2 separate regions of the Mus musculus genome follow, and region 1 is linked to region 2. Evidence: chromatin loops called from intact Hi-C (ENCODE). Cell type or tissue: left cerebral cortex. All regions are shown on one strand.

Region 1 (8,000 bases), 460 kb after region 2:
AGTTTGTCAGATCATGTTGATATAAATTTAAATTGAATGTGACAAAGTAGGTTCAAGATGAAAATAAGAAAAAAATGGATTATATACAACTGCCTTGAAGGAAAATCAAAGAAAACCTGAAATATAATTCCAAATAAACTGACCAGACTGAATATGACTTTTTAAAAGGCCATCTCATGCCATCTTGCCATTTTTTTACAGGTTTAAAAATATTCAACTCTATGAAGACATTTGTTTACCTTTGTAGTTGAAATACATTTAAATATCATTGGTACAAAAAGAAAACAATCCATATGGCTTTTTAAAAGACAGATATATATTTCATGGTAAGTAGATGACTTAGATACTCACAAAGTAATTTTTACCTTGCTTTCTCACATCTCTTTTAGAGTTCAACCAGATATATTTTATTTTAAAGACTAAACTATGTGTATGTACTAGCCCAGAATTAATGTTCCTGGAAATAATATTAATGATATCATAAAGATACACCAAATTTAATAAATATTGCCTTCGTGGTGAATATTAACAAATAACATTTTTTCTGTTTTAAACATTTGCTGAATCTATATATGTATTATATCTTTGTACTTTGACAAATGTAGAAGATAATCTAATTTCCATACAAATTCACTGGTATATTTAACAGACTGTCATTACAATACCATTTACTTAATTTCTCTGTTTTTTTTATGAAGATGAAAGAGGAAGAATGAAGGAAAGAATGGGAAGGTATTAAAATCTGTAAGTATGTGTTAAAATGGTATACTATGTAATGATACACATACACATGCAATGCTTTATATGCTCAGATTAAAACTTTCTTTATTTGCTTATTCAATGAAACTCACAAGAAAATATGTGAAAGATCAGCTGCATTTAGTACCTCCTGTCTACAAATAGAAATATCTACACAAATGCAAAACACATTGCTCTGCGAAAATTAGGATGTCAAACCAATTGCCAAAAGTTAAAAATATAACCAAAAAAGCCATGTCCTACATACTAGTGTTTATAATGATTGTATTCTACATCCAAAATATTATTTTTCTGAATCAGACTAGATTTCCTCTGTGTGTGTGTGTGTGTGTGTGAGTGTGTGTGTGTGTGTGTGTGTGTGTGTGTGTGTGTGTGTGTGAAACAGTCTTGATTATATTTCAGGTGGCACATTACTGTGTATTGAACAGTTGCCTACTGCTTCTCTGAATAATCCTATTTGCTCATTTTGAGAAAAATTTCTAAAAGAATTATTCATTGTTCTTATCTGTGCATAAATTTTACAAACCATTCTCCACATTTGGAAAAAATAATCTTGAAAGTATATCTACCTACCGAGAGGAAAGACCACTGAACTTCCTCCTGCCTACTACATGTGAGAGCTTGTCAGCATTCAACTCCAAGGCCTTTATTTAATACCAGCCTTTAAATAATTCAGATAACAGTTGATTACTCCATTGCAAGAACTGTCGAGCTCTGCAAAATCTGAATCACACAATATTTCGTACATAAGAGATGCAATCTTGACTTGTAGGCATCTAAGTAAAATGCACTTCTTGAGACCAAACCACACAAACTATTTTAACATTTCTATATATAAAATCTGGCAAATTCCAATTTGCTTTACTACCAAGTAATTTTGCATGCTTGCTTTCATTACTAAGACATCTCATTCTACAGCTTAATTTGGTCAGTTTACAATCCCTCATACAAATATTTTCTGGATTTAAAACCTTTCTTGAATCATAACAAGTGAAATGGGTGTTCAATATTCCAAAAGTACACATGAATGAAAATTTAAACTTAAAAGAATACTTTCATATTCATCTCTATTTCTTTAGTAAATAATTGGTTAATGTCGGTTAACAACCAAGATTCAATATCTCTCGCCTCTATTCACTTGTAAACACCAGCCTTTACAAAAGAGCTTTGCTCATTTGACTAAATTACAACCTGAGAAATGTGAAACAGTTAATAAGAAAGGGAAAGAAGGAATGAAGGAGAAAAAAAAGAATTACTGGCTTACAATTTCCAGTCAGAAAGTGGGGAAATTTTGCCATCAAAAAACTGTCTAGGTGAGTTCTGAGTCGATTATATTAATACATAAAGCTGATGTAGCAGAATAAGTGACAGACAAACAACCAAGTTACAAGCATAAAATAAGATCTATTTAAAAAAAAAAAACTCTGAGTAAAGAAAGCTCTGGTAGTATTGACCATTTAGAACCATTTCTATCCCTAAAACTATTTATCGCTTTCTTTCACTTCAAGAACAGTTCTCTTTACTGTACCAAGCAAGTTCAGTCTTCTATATGGATCATGAAACATCATGAAGTATAAAATCTACAGACTGCGTTCAGTATCAGCAATAAGCACATTTGACGATTGCTCATACCATTTGGAAGCCAGTGCTCACATGACGAACTGGCCTGACACCTCATCCATCAGCAGGGTGCCCTCAGCAGAGTGGACAGTCTTCCGTGCACCATCTCGAGTGGAGGCCCAGCTGGGAAACAGCCTTCTTTTCCGATAGCAATTAGATCTTTAAGATCAGACCTTAGCAATTTGACCTAAAGCCATCCTTCCTTGCAAAGTCTTCGGAAGAAAAGACAAGGAAATAGGCAAATGAGAAATGCAAGTCTCTCTGGCCTGATTAAAAACTTTGTTGTGTCAAATAAACTTTGGCCACCGGAGGAAAGAACCCTATGGTTGCTCTGGTTTGAGAAAGATCTGTCCCAGGGCTCTCAATCTTCTCTTCACCTCTCCCACTCTCCCTCTCTGTCTCCTCTCTTGTTTCAAAGGGGGCCTCTGGTCAGCGCTGATTAATAAGTGTTTTTTGTTGTGAAGTGTTGAATAATAGAGGATGGCCGGTGACCCAGTAAAGACTGAACCTTGCTCGGGTTTATTGTGGCAAGCTGAGAAAGGGGCTTTAGGCCCAGGACCGCAAGCACTGACCCGCACACATCCCGTGGATCGCCTATTCATTCTCACAGCCCTGCAGTCGCCCAGGCTCCCATTGTTTGCCAAGTAACAATGGAGGTTTCGCAAGGAACGCAAAGCTCTTTTCAAACCCTCTCTGATGTTTTGCATTTAGGGAAACACCAACCTTCACTTTTTTTTCTCTCCGCATTTTCCCTCACCTCAGTTAAAGTGGATGGTTTTCGGGGGTGGGGGGAAACTTGTGTGAGTTTGGCGATTGTTTGCAGAACACCAGCATCTAACGGAGCCTAGACCGATGTGGGTCGGCGGTGGGGGTTAGGAGCCCCAGAGATTCCTCCCCCTTCTTCTTCTTAATGCTTTTAGAGAACGGAAGCTGCCTCTGGGGAGAAGGGGGAGGGGAAGGGAGAAAAAAGCGTTTCCTTGGCGCGGTTGCCCGGCGGGAGCTCTGCGGCCGAGGCCCAGGCCAGGCTTCGGGCCCTGGTCGGCCACCACGAAGTGGCGGGTCGCCTACAGCAGCGGAAGGCACCGGCGAGTGGCTGCCAGGTTTCTTTGGCTCTGCCTGGGCGGCTCGGTGCCCAGCCCTGTTGTCAACTCCTCCGCTCCCCTAGTCCCTCGGGCCCCACAAGCCCTGGCTGGGCGCGCTGCGGGGCAGCGTCAGACTCAGGGTCCTGGGGGAGTCGGGGACTGAGGGCCGACGCCCCGAGGCCGGGACGGCTCCTCCTGAGACTTCCTTCTGCCGTGCTCTTTCGCAGCTGTTGACTTTCTGTCGTGGGACAGGGGACCGGCTGTGGGCATCTGGGCTAAGTGAGGTATTGCGGAGACCGAACCAGGCCTGCTGCGGCCACCGCCTCTCCGGACGCCTGGTGTCCGCGGCCCCGGCCGGGCCACGGGCAAGCACCTGGGCTCGGACCCAGGGTCTACGAGAACGTGGGCGCCTCCCGCGTGGGGTCTTCGGCTTCTCCCAAACGCTCCCCGCCTCCCTGCACGTGCAAACGTGGCGGGACAGCTGGTGAGGCTGGGCGCGGAGGCCTCAGGGGTTTGGGCAGTTAGCAGCGGCCGGTGGCCCACACTGTGGACGGTCGTCTGGGAGCTTTCAGCGCCCTGGGTAGGCCTAGCGCTCTGGGCGGAGGCCAGGCCAATGACTGCCAGGAGGGGTGTCCTATAGAACCGTGAGAGACGGTCCCCACCCCATCCCCCCCAGGCCTGGTAGGTGCGCACGATGCCTGTGACCGCTCTTACTCCGCGCACCCTCGCGTTTACACATTTTCCCTGAGCATTGCTAAAGCCGAGTAGCTGTGCGGCCCCGAGGCCTGACACTAAAGTCTGGGTCGCTGCCAGCCGCTTAATGTACCCCAAGAGTGCCTCGATCTAGCTGGGAGCAGCAAAAGAAAGTGGGAGCGAGGAGGAGGAGAAGGAAGAGGAGGAGGAGGAGGAGGAGGAGGAGGAGGAAGGGTGAAGGAAAGAAAACAGAGGGAAAGGAAGGCTACGAACTCAGGCCAGCGCAGAGGGAGTAGGGCTCATTGTCCCGTCCCTTCAGTCCAATTGATATGCTAATCTCTTTTCTGATGCGATACAAAGAACACCTTTGCACTTTAAAAAGACTTTTGTGCCCTGGCTACAGAAGTTTATTATCCACTAATTAGCAACAACTTCTGGCAATGAGTTGGGTTTCGTTTTCATAAGCTAGCTCTAGCTATGAGGTGTGCAGGGCAGTAAGAGGTTCGCATTGCAGAGAAACCCTCTTATCCCGGGTTAGAAAGCAATCACTGGCTTTGGTTGCTCAACCGAAGTAGGTAGGAGATCCGGATCAAGAGTTAAAGGTGTCTAAATATAAAGGCTCCTTTGGAAGGACTTTGCAGGATCCAACTCTGTGTTTTCCATCCCCTGAGCTGCCTGGAGGCCATGGCTGTATCTGTCTGTCCATCTTTCTTGGGTAGACGGGGAGTGAAATCCGGGAGCAAATGTTCCGGCAGTAGCCTCAGATTCTTGAGTTTTCCTTGGCAGGTGTTTCTTAGGATAGCGAAGTATGCAGGAGAGGCCCATACCTAGGAAACGTGAGGTCAGCTTTCATACAGTCCTAAGGCCTTCCTAGAGCTCCGGGGCAAAGCTAGTATTGCCAGAACTGGAGAAGAAGAGGCTGGGTCAAGTACCTGTACTGGGTGGTCTGAAGTCGCCACCCCACTGAGCCATCTCTGCTAGCTAACCAAAGCTAAGCACTGCAACTTCCCCGTAGTGGGCGGGATGCACTGAACACTCTGACCTGGCCCCTCCACGGGCCAGGCAAGTCCTTGAGGATCTTTAGCAATCACACATCCCAGGTCAATAAACTGAAAACGGATAGAATGAACATGATCAGTGAAAAGATACAGGGAAGGAAAATGATGTACCTAGTGCCTCCCCAAGTCAAAGTCCTCTGCCCCGATAAAAAACACCGACCTTTAGACCTGCTTTCTGTCTGGACTCCAGGCACAGAAATGATATTTTGTCAAGTAATTCCAGCCCCCACTCAGCACTTTACAAACATGTTTTACAAACACACAAGAACGTATCTTTTCTTTAGAATGTTTTATTTCATATTTTGTTTTACGTTTCCAAGTATCTTCGTAGGAACGCTTGTTGGATATTTCAAGCAGACAGAGGTACAGCTCAGTTATAGCCCAGTTCACTTAGCTCTGTGCTCAGGGTGAAACATGGCCTAATTCAAACGCCCAGGGTGACTTAGAGTATCAGAGTGAACATTTACAGTCAGGAAGTGGTGACATGTTTTGTTCCCATTGGGTAGTACTGAAGTTGCACCTCTCCAGTGTTCCAGTGTGGGGGGTTCTTGACTAGAGTTAGAATGAGAAATGGGGGTAGGAGCTGACAGTAGACTTAGCAGCAAATTACTGACAATTCAAAGTTTTTTGTGGTAAGGGATTCTACAATTTCCCAGAAGATGGGAGCACTAGGAAGGAGAAAAACACTCCTAAGTATCTTCCTAGCAGTGGCCTTGGGGGAGGGGGGGGTGGCAGGTGAGTGAGAGAGGAAGGTGGCCTTGCCACCCCACCACCTTCATTGAGGTAGAGCAATGGCTTGGTCTGGATTCTTTCTGAAAGAGAAACTGCAGGAATGCAGAGTTGCTTTTTGCGCCCCAACCTACTTAAAGGAGTGGGAGCCAAACCCCTGCTCCCAACAACAAGCAGCATTTTCCTTATCAGAAGCCCTCTGGGACTCAGCAAGCTTGATAGGCTCTGGCTCTGATGTCCCATAAGGCCCACTCTGTGGCTGGAAGAAACATGATCAAAACCCATGGAACTCAGACTTCACTGACCACAGAGTCCTGCCTGGAAAAGTTGAAAACATTCTCCCGAGCAAGGCCTATTTGTAGAACTCCTCAACCTAGTGTCTGTATAGCAAATTCTGATCCTATTTCATATTAAGAACATACTTACGTTTTTATTTAGTCCAGCAGATTTTCCCAAATGACTTAATTTCTTCCTGAGGCAATTTTAAAAATTCAGAATATTATTGTTTTTTAAAAGGAAAGAAATAGAAAGGCTCTCATTTAGAGCACTGAGGGATGTTATCAGTGTGACCTTGACGTGTAAATGGAGAAGGCATGCTAGGTTTGAGTCCGAACTCTTGTCTTCTTGCGTATCTGAGATGTTCTCGGTCTGGCTAAGAACAGGGACATGAGGAGAGATTTGTTTTTAAAGGTTACCATTAGCGGTTCACTAGCTGAGGTTAGGAATTTTGTATTTTTATATTTCGTGAAATTCATGATTTAATTATACTCCTCAAACAAATTAAGGGCAGGCCTTCTACACAAATTGGAGGCAGCTAAATGCTCTTTTGTGCCTGCAGCTCTCGGATTGTTAAAGAGGCTGCTGATGCATGAGAAGAAGTGCCTGATTTAACTCATTGGGATGCAGGAAGCGACCTGCCCTCTTTTGAAAAAAAAGTGAGAGAGAGAGAGAGAGAGAGAGAGAGAGAGAGAGAGAGAGAACACTAGCTTTAGAAGAGCAAGAGGGTGAGTGACAGAGAGAGGAGAGGAGAGGAGAGGAGAGGAGAGGAGAGGAGAGGAGAGGAGAGGAGAGGAGAGGAGAGGAGAGGAGAGGAGAGGAGAGGAGAGGAGAGGAGAAATACAGGGGCAGGGGGTGTGTGCCAAACTCCTTCTTTGCTGAGTAGAAAGCTTCTGAATTTCAAGCAGAAAGTGGAAGGAGCTCCACAGAGCAATATCTTGGGCTGCGTGTGCAGAGCGTAGACAATGAAAATCTCCGCCCCCTCCCCCATGCTCTCAAGTCTTCAAGATTTTTTTCTTTCCTTCACAACGATGGAAGCTATGTAAAAATCAAATACACAGAGATGTATATACTTTTTTTTTTTTAAAGCACAGACTAACAAACCGAAGGACCTGACCATGGATTATTCAAGGACTCACCTGCTGTAAGTACTGTCTGTCTTTTCCTGGGTTTTTAAGCTCTGCTTCGCGCGGTGAACTGAGTGTTCCTATTGTGAGCAGAGTTGCTGCCTGTGTCTGTATGTTTTTATTTGTAGGGGCTTCCTGCATTGTTTTTGTTTTGTTTTGTTTTTCTGTACCTAAGCTGCAGCATTTTACCTAGGCTAGTAATAGAGTCCTGTTATTATGCTGTGGATTGTAGCAGTGGGCTGGGGGCAGGGGAGGCGCACAGATCAGGGTTTCCCGCGCTTTGAGCATCCTTAAGAGTTGCTGCCAGCTTAACATCCTCGCTGAAAGATTGGTTCCTGTCGCTCAAAGGGTAGGACTACGGAGCTACCGGACGAGCTCTGGGGACAGGATGGAGTCAAAAGGAGAGATCTTAGACTGGGAGATGATGGGCCTCCATCCCCACAACAACACACCTAGTTTAGAGCCCTCTGCTGCCCACCGCTAACACCCGTTGTCTTGGGAGGATTAACACGGCCCTGAGCGCTGCTTCTGGAACCGAGCCTTTCCTGCGTTTTTGTTTTGTTTTGTTTTGTTTTTAACTTAAACCTTAAAGCTGGGATCTTCTAGACATCAGGGCTAAGTGAGGATGCCTCTGTGTGTGTGTGTGTGTGTGTGTG
Region 2 (8,000 bases):
CATTTAAAGAAATTATGTCAGCTGTGTTTTATACTTTTAAGCTTTATCTTTGGATTGTTTGAATAAGCAGCTTAAACTTTACTCTCATCAGTAAGACCAGGACTGTGCATGTCTTGCTTATAGGATGGTTCGCTACTGGTACCACGTAAAAGTCTTAAGTTGCTATGGTTGGTCTCTCCTAACCAAGTGTCATTCTTCAGAAGCCCGTTTCACGGGATCAGCAGTAAAGTGTTCTCTCTATGGTTTCACAGAGGTAAAACCAACAATCTAAGAGATGGTATACAGAGAAGACTGAGGCCCTCCATTTTGTGGGCTAATTGCTTGATTACCAGCCTGAAACAAAATGGAGGTGAGGCCTTTTAAAAGCAGCCCAGGTGGCATATCATAGAGAAGTAGAAAATTTATCAGGAGGAAAAAACATTTCTTACAGAAACTGTAACATCTGACGAGAAAAAGATTATAGGTAATGCAATACCCATGGATTACATTATATTCATAAAGCTGTGGCTAGATATGATAAAGAGGAACAAAGTACATGTTGAAAGAGAACTATTCTAGGTTAGCAACAGTTAAATAATAATAATAAAAAAAAAACAGAAAAGGAAAACGAATTTAATCTGAAAAGTAACCTTTCAAATGAACACTTAAATTGGAAAACACCATGGGTAAGAAATAGACCACAGCATTTAATTTGGCCTGGCTAGTTGGAAGCCTATATTTACTGTACTATAATTTCAAATTTAATTAAGTTGCACTGCTGACGCCAGTAGCATCAACACAGTAAAGATGATTAATTGCATGCGTAAATGAAATATAAACAGCTCAGGAAGCAACATTAATGCCGAACCTTGCACACAGAAATGGTATGATCGATTTAAGTGTAAGCGCCTACCTGCGTCTTTGAGACACTTGCCAAAATTGGGATAACGGTCCTGCGATGAAATATAATCACTGTACCAAAATATAACCTTTTACGGGTCATTATTTTCCAAAGACATGTGCCCAAGCTCCCCTTTCCTCTCCTCCCTACACCTCAAGCCCCAGCTTAATTTGTTATCTGCTAGGAGACTTCTCAGACAATTTGCATTGTCATCATATGAACTGGCTACTGGTACACAAACATGAACTGACACACTGCTATGGAGGGACAGGGCTGTCACAACAAGGCAGCTGGACTGTTATATATTCACTTTGCTCCCATTGTACTTCCATTCACAGCAGCGCTAGGACAAAGGGCCTGACAGAGCTAACCACGGATTGTCACCTTGATTTGTCCGGGATAGCAGATATGCAGAAATAAATTATATTTTCCTGCTTATGAACATAACATGGAAGCAAATAAGCTTGCAAACAGCTCTTCCAAGTAGTAATACCAAAGAAACATCTCCTGTTTCAGAGCTACTACATGCTGCCTTACCAAGGATATGAAGAAAAGCTGGAAGAACACAGAAAGGGTCTCCAATATTTTATGTCTAACATGGCAAAACAAATTCTCCGGTTGTGAAATTTGTGACTGATATTTCGCTAAGCTTTGATTGGTGATGAAAGGGAATACAACTGTATAAAATGTAAACTTACCCCTCCTAGAAGATGCCATGTAAAACCTAGCAAATGCACCTGATGTCCTCCCCCACCCATAGGAAATACATACTGTATTGAAATAATTCTTTAAAAAATAAAATAAATGACATTATTCAATGTTGAATTGTTTCTCAATAAAATAAATCTTATGTTATTTAAAATTTACTAAATGTTAAAATGCTATGCCTGAAAGTGGCAAATATAGTCGGCTGCAAATGAGAAATTTTACAGGGTAATGTTTTTATGCCAGTGTTTAATTTACTACTTTATTGACAAGGTGTTTGTGGGCCTTTGAGATGAGACAGGTTTAATATCTACATGTAGATAAATGAAGCAGACAAGGTCGGAAAATGGTTTTCTGCCAGCTTTCTGAGGAAAAACAGAACATTTCTCCCTGCAACAAGGCTAAAAATATGTCACCTTATAAAATAGGAATCATTGCAAACCTGATAAAGATCAAAAGCACAGAAGCCTTATCAATTCTTTCCATTTTCACAGACAATGCCACAGGCTTGCTGATCCTTCAAAGGACACATTTTCACAGCCTCACATTTAAAAACTTTCCAAGAGTTATACCATTACCTACAGCTCATTTCATTATTATTTCTAATGCTATCCCAACAGGATTTGCTAGGAACTTGCACAAAGAAACACCTAAAAATACATCCCATTTGCTCTTTTACAAAAGAAATAAATGATGAGATACGGCCAATCTGAACATGTTACGTTTTAGATGATGACTTGCATTCTTTTGCCGAGAATACTATATTGAAAACAATCACATGAAAACTTACTATATTTCTTTCAAATGACCTATTCATTTTGAATTTTTCCTTGTTCTTTTCTGTTTTGTACTGCACAGAACATACAGATTCTGTCCACAAAGCCACACTTAATAGCCAGTGTTTTAAACAGTGACTAGCACAAACCAAGATGATACATGGAATTGGGTGGTGCATATGAAGACAATGTAAAGCACTTCCCTATAATGAAATGCAAATGCCACTCGATCAAAGGTTTACACTCTCACAATGAAAGATGCACTCAAAATTAAACCTATGCTTTAAGAGGATAAGAAAAAAAAAAAAAACTGAATAACTTGCTGTAAATATACTCAGGGAAAAAAATCTAAATGAACACAAATTGTTATTTATTACTGTCCAAGAGAAAAAAAATGGTACAGATGTGGCTTTCCTCAGAATTCTATGCAGCCAACCGTAAGAGCTCCGTGCCCGTGCACCTGACTGCAGCAGCAGAACCCGAACTTGATGGTTACAGGGGATGACAGAAAGGGAACATTGAAAGTGCTATTATGCAGTTTACAAGGGAAAGGCTTCAACACATTTCAGCTTCCTCTGGTTATCATAGATGGGTCTCTTATGCTCTCTCTCTCTCTCTCTCTCTCTCTCTCTCTCTCATCTTTCATGTGTATGCTTATTAGTTGTGCATAGTTTTAATTTTGAGACTTGATTTGTCTTTGGTGGCCACCATCTCTTAACACCCTGCATCTTTTAGGATTTCACATCATTTGACAGATTTTCAGTCTGCTTTGTGGTTGTAAATAAAATTCATAAATATTGGATTCATGTACATGGTCCTCTTTGGAAAAAAAAGGGGGGGACATTATCCCACTTCATCTCTGTACTTTAATCATATGTTCCGAGACCACATTTTATATTACTAAGTTATTTTTTTCTTGATTAAAAGTAGCAATGTGTTCAGTTTAAGGCTTTTGTCATTTCAAGAACTAAAATGGTTTTCAGTAGAAACATTCCTGTTTTAAACTATATAGTATGCATATTCTTCACAGCTGAATGTGTCACATAAAGATGATTCTAGAAATAGAAGTTATTTGCAATTATTTTATACAATGTACAAATTAGAGTTCTATGTTCATAGTGTCTATACTCATTGAAGAGGGAAGGAAATGGAATGATTTAAAATTCCCAAAACATGTTATATCATATCAAAACACAGACCACAATAGTTATGATAAAGAAAATAGTGATTTTTTTTTAAAAAGTATTTTGTGGAGGACCGAAAATATAAGATTTTTATTCCAGGGAAGAAAGCCACAATTGTTCAACTCTTCTCCCTGGTATGTTCCTGTTCTGTGTCCAAATGTTCCTATAAAGCATTTCTGAGACCAGGATTGCTGCTTGGCATTGTCTTAAACTTTCCTTGAATTTAAGAGCGATGTAAGCCATGCTGCCTTGCTCCTGATATATTGGTGAGTAGGCCTTCGAAGATTCTATTTTCCACACCGGGTCAAGACTGCTGACAAGGGATTAATCAGCTGCTCCTCCTAAGCCATGAATCAGAACAATTGCTGTCAGGTTCCTGTGGTACAAATGCCTGGGAAGAGAAGAGTTGGGAAATGAAAGAATGTATCAGGAATGTAGAAACAAAAAGTGCCAGAGAATAAGAGAAGCTAGCTGAATCTACAATTTGGCTACCTGTGATTTGATCTGGTTCAGTCACGAAATTAAATAGATGAAATAAATGTTGAACTAAATGCTTTCGAGGATCCACCCTATTCCTCTGAGATCACTGTCTTATATCACTTGTGACATTTTATAAAGAAAGCTTTCTGCCCATTTACTCTCTTTTGGTTGGCACTGGCTCTGTTCAGGTACACATTGAAACATGTCTATTGGCTGAGGTTTAAATTCAGGGAAGTCTGGGCAAAATGTGTGCTTCTCTTCTGTACAGCTACTGCAGAGCCAACATTGTATTTAACCTCTCTGTATATGTTTGCATTATAGAATTGGAAAATGCTGAGTGAAAATGCATTGAGTGGAAATGAAAACCCACATTCTTAGATTGTAACAGGATTCTTTGTGTAGGAAGATATACTTACATTGAAATGGCCTTTCTGTAAGTGAGATTGTCTATGATGACATGAAAACGCATGCAGACTAATATCACATTTGTAGAAACAACTGTGTCTAGATTTTCAGATAATAGTGAGGAAAATAACAAAGAATTCTTTTTCTTGAGCATCATATATCATATGCAGATAGGTATTTCTGATTTTGATCTTCAGAATATGGTATTTATAGGAAGGCAAGTATTAGGACTGTGATTTAAAATAATGGGGAATATAGAACAAAGGTGATTAATAATTGTGCCATGAAAATTAAATCATTTTGTATTAGAGAAACGGGAATATAAAGGAAAGTTTTCAAAATAAAGCCTTTTTTATTAAAAATAAAAATATTCAATGTTAATACATTTTAAATACTGTAGAAAACAACTCTTTCACAATTAAAAATAAATAGCAATTTTATGCTGATATATTTTAGTAGAATAATTTGCTTTTCGAAATTTTAAGAATAAAATTATATCCATATTTCTGTCATAATGTAAAAATGGTCATTTATAAATTTTGGCTATGCACTGTGGTTTGTTGTTACAGATGAGTAACTGAAAGTAATAAATGTATTTTAATGTTTCACAATGATGTCGTATGTGTATATAGTTTATAAAGAAGTATAAAATATTAAAATTAGGAATAAATACGAACAAAAGATATGAGTAATAAAGCCTTTCTATATGCATCAAGATTGTATTTTATTCTGGGCATATATTTAGTGCAAACTGTGAGCAATAAATGCGTGCTGTTTTTAAAACACAGCACAAAATTAGTGTGTTAAGAGCTACTCTACAAAAATAGTGCTTTATATAAAAATAGTATTAGTAAGCATGCATTAGTAAGCATTGGGTCTTATCATTTTAAGTGAAGAGTTTGGTATATCTATATTACGAGTAAAGAAATTCGAGTTACTAGAGAATGATATATAGTATGCACCATATTTCACAAGAATGCCTCTTCTCCTAAAGTATTTACCCTGTGTCTTCAAAATGTTATTGAGAAATAAGTGTACAGCTACTGGTACCTTCCTTAAATGCACTGAAAACGTAGAAATGCATTTGATTACATAGTGTAAGAACTGATATTAAAATTATCTATGGCTCGAATGAAAAAAAAACCTTTACTTGACAGATAAAAAGAAAACCTGAAAAATCTTGTAAAACAGATTGGCATGCAAAGTGCTTAGTGGAAGCACTATTTTTAGAAATAGATGAGTTATTTTTATCCACATGCAAAGATTAATGCATCTTATAATTGATGAAATATTTGATTAAAAATAATTGCATGTAGAGTGAGTCAAAATGACTGTTTAGCACAGTTCTGACAATGATTTATAATGTGCTTGGCAAAGTTGTGCAAAGCAGTGCGTGTAAGTAACCTGTAAACGGTTACAAAGAGAGGATTTAATATATCCTGTTTATTGATAATATTTTATATAAGTAGAAGCAATGAGAAAGCATTTCTAGTAAGGTGCTAAGAGTATACCTGAACTTAATAATGTATTTGTTTAGCATTTTCTAAATTTATTCTATTTTTAACAGTGCAGTTTTGTTACTGTTCTTCATAGAACAGGAATCCTTTTTTTTTTTGATGCTACTGTCCTACCACTTAGGCAAGAAGAAGAGCATTTCAAGGCAAGTTGTGCATGAAACTCCCTGTCCTTATTTTTATGTTTTATCTTTATTTTTTAAAGAGGATATTTGCATATCCACAATTAAATAATATTTGTTTTCTAATTGCAAATGATTTAGTACAAAATGGTAACTGATGAAAATGCACATGTCAAATCTCATACACACACACACACACACACATATACACACACACATTTAAAGCTTAATGTGCCTGAACGTAATTTCTGCAAAACAAAGTAAACTACTACAGATGATGTGCAGAGATGCTCACATGCAGAGGTGCTCACATGGAGAGGTGCTCCCACAGGACAGAGCAAGGGGGAGACTGAAAGGCAGGACTGGCACTGAATACCCTTCCCTGTCTGAAAGGAAGGAAGTCATGGATGTGATTCCTACCTTTCTCTTCAGAAAGGAAGAATGAGGACATCAAAGCCACGTTCAGGCCATACAGTCTGGTTAATATTTTCTCAATCATAGTGGACCTTTAGGCAAAGAAATAACAATCTCTCCTTACTATTAAAGAACAAAATTAGTATTTTTAACTTGCTGAGTAAGTATGCACAACTGAATTTCACACCTGATTAATTTACTTTTTTTGCACCAATATTTCATCATTCTGCAACAATATCTCCTCTGTTTTCTACATATAATTTGCAAAGAAGTTTTTCAGTAATATATAAACATGTTCTAAGCACTATTATTTTGAATTCCATATATATATAAAAGCATGCATGGCAACTGTCTATTTTCTTTTTTTACATTTATTTCACTAGAATGTAAATTTAACCGGAACAAAAGAGATTTTGGAAAACAGATTTGAAAACATCTCTGTGGCTCTATCATTTTTATTATACTATTCATTATTTAAAACATTCAATTTAAATATATTTTGATCATATTCTCCTAACCAAGTCATTCTAGATTCTCTTTGTCACTACCAACCCAGCTTGATTTTTTTTCAAAAAATAACCAAAAACCCAGTGCATCAACAAAATATCATAAAAGCAAGAAAACAATTAACATAGCACCCAGAAAGAAAGAAAAAGGCTTTAATAAAATAAAAGCACACACATACATGCACACACACACATGCAAACACACACACATAAATAAACAACAACAAAATCTATGGAGTCCGATTATATGCTGGTCAATTACAATATAAGACCTGAACTGAAGTGGCTGATATACCCATCGACACTCAATACCATGGTGTCTAGGGTTTCATTCACTCATTCACTCATTCATTCATTCATAATTCATTCATTTAAACATAGAAAATAATATACAATAAGATCAAACAATAAACAAACAAAAAGTTATTTCAATGAAGTTGTACAAGACAAACCAACAATATGAAAAGAGGCCAAGGGAACACATAAGAATCAAAAGAACCTATTTGTTCACACATTCATGAATCACATAAAAAGAAGCCCAGCTATAGACACAGAGGACAAGGTGCTGACCTTCGCAGGCCCTGTGCTTGCTCTTTCAGTCTCTGGGTTCATATGAACTGTGCTCAAGTTGATGTAGAAGGCCTTGTTCTCCTGGTGTCTTCCATCCCCTCTGGCTCTTAGGTTCTGCATCCTCTCCAGTGGGTTTCCCTAAGCTCTGAAGGGAGGAATTTGATGGAGGCATCCCAGTTAGAACTGAGTGTTTATATTTATATATATATATATATATATATATATATATATATATATATATATATATATATATATATATAAATGTAAATTGGTAGAAAACAGGTTTCTTCTAAGAAAAATATCAGAAATATATCTAACCATATCAAATTTTATTGCTATATCACTGCTGTTATCTCCAACTTGCATAATATTCTTAAAGTATTTGTTTACTAAATATTTGGAAACTACCAAAAATTAAAAGGTTGTAAAATGTGGTTTGAAGAA

Evidence for each region. A loop is a pair of places that touch in the nucleus more often than their neighbours do. Peaks named below come from ENCODE experiments on the same cell type or tissue, not always from the same donor. Only the 100,000 strongest peaks of a DNase experiment are listed, where the experiment ranks them.
Region 1: it touches region 2 in a loop (6-fold over the local background); 6 of 42 quality-filtered maps call a loop at or near these places.

Annotation. Positions count from the first base shown.
Region 1 is chr3:17,782,820-17,790,819 of GRCm38, forward strand. It overlaps Gm30340 (a long non-coding RNA gene), which reads right to left and starts at 3,161. Exons shown (of 7, transcript XR_880680.2): 1 at 3,103-3,161; 2 at 2,392-2,591. It overlaps Mir124-2hg (Mir124-2 host gene (non-protein coding)), which reads left to right and starts at 7,102. Exons shown (of 3, transcript NR_033490.1): 1 at 7,102-7,361. In left cerebral cortex, no CTCF peak of the experiment used is centred here; DNase peaks (open chromatin) are centred at 1,445, 2,474, 2,943, 3,458 and 8 more places; H3K4me3 peaks cover 6,195 bases; H3K27ac peaks cover 7,754 bases.
Region 2 is chr3:17,326,769-17,334,768 of GRCm38, forward strand. Gm30340 (a long non-coding RNA gene) reads right to left here. Exons shown (of 7, transcript XR_880680.2): 5 at 7,557-7,701; 6 at 6,487-6,572; 7 at 1-3,936. Among named protein-coding and RNA genes, the nearest start is that of Gm24963, 79 kb to the left of the region's middle. In left cerebral cortex, no CTCF peak of the experiment used is centred here; DNase peaks (open chromatin) are centred at 3,898 and 4,175; H3K27ac peaks cover 1,663 bases.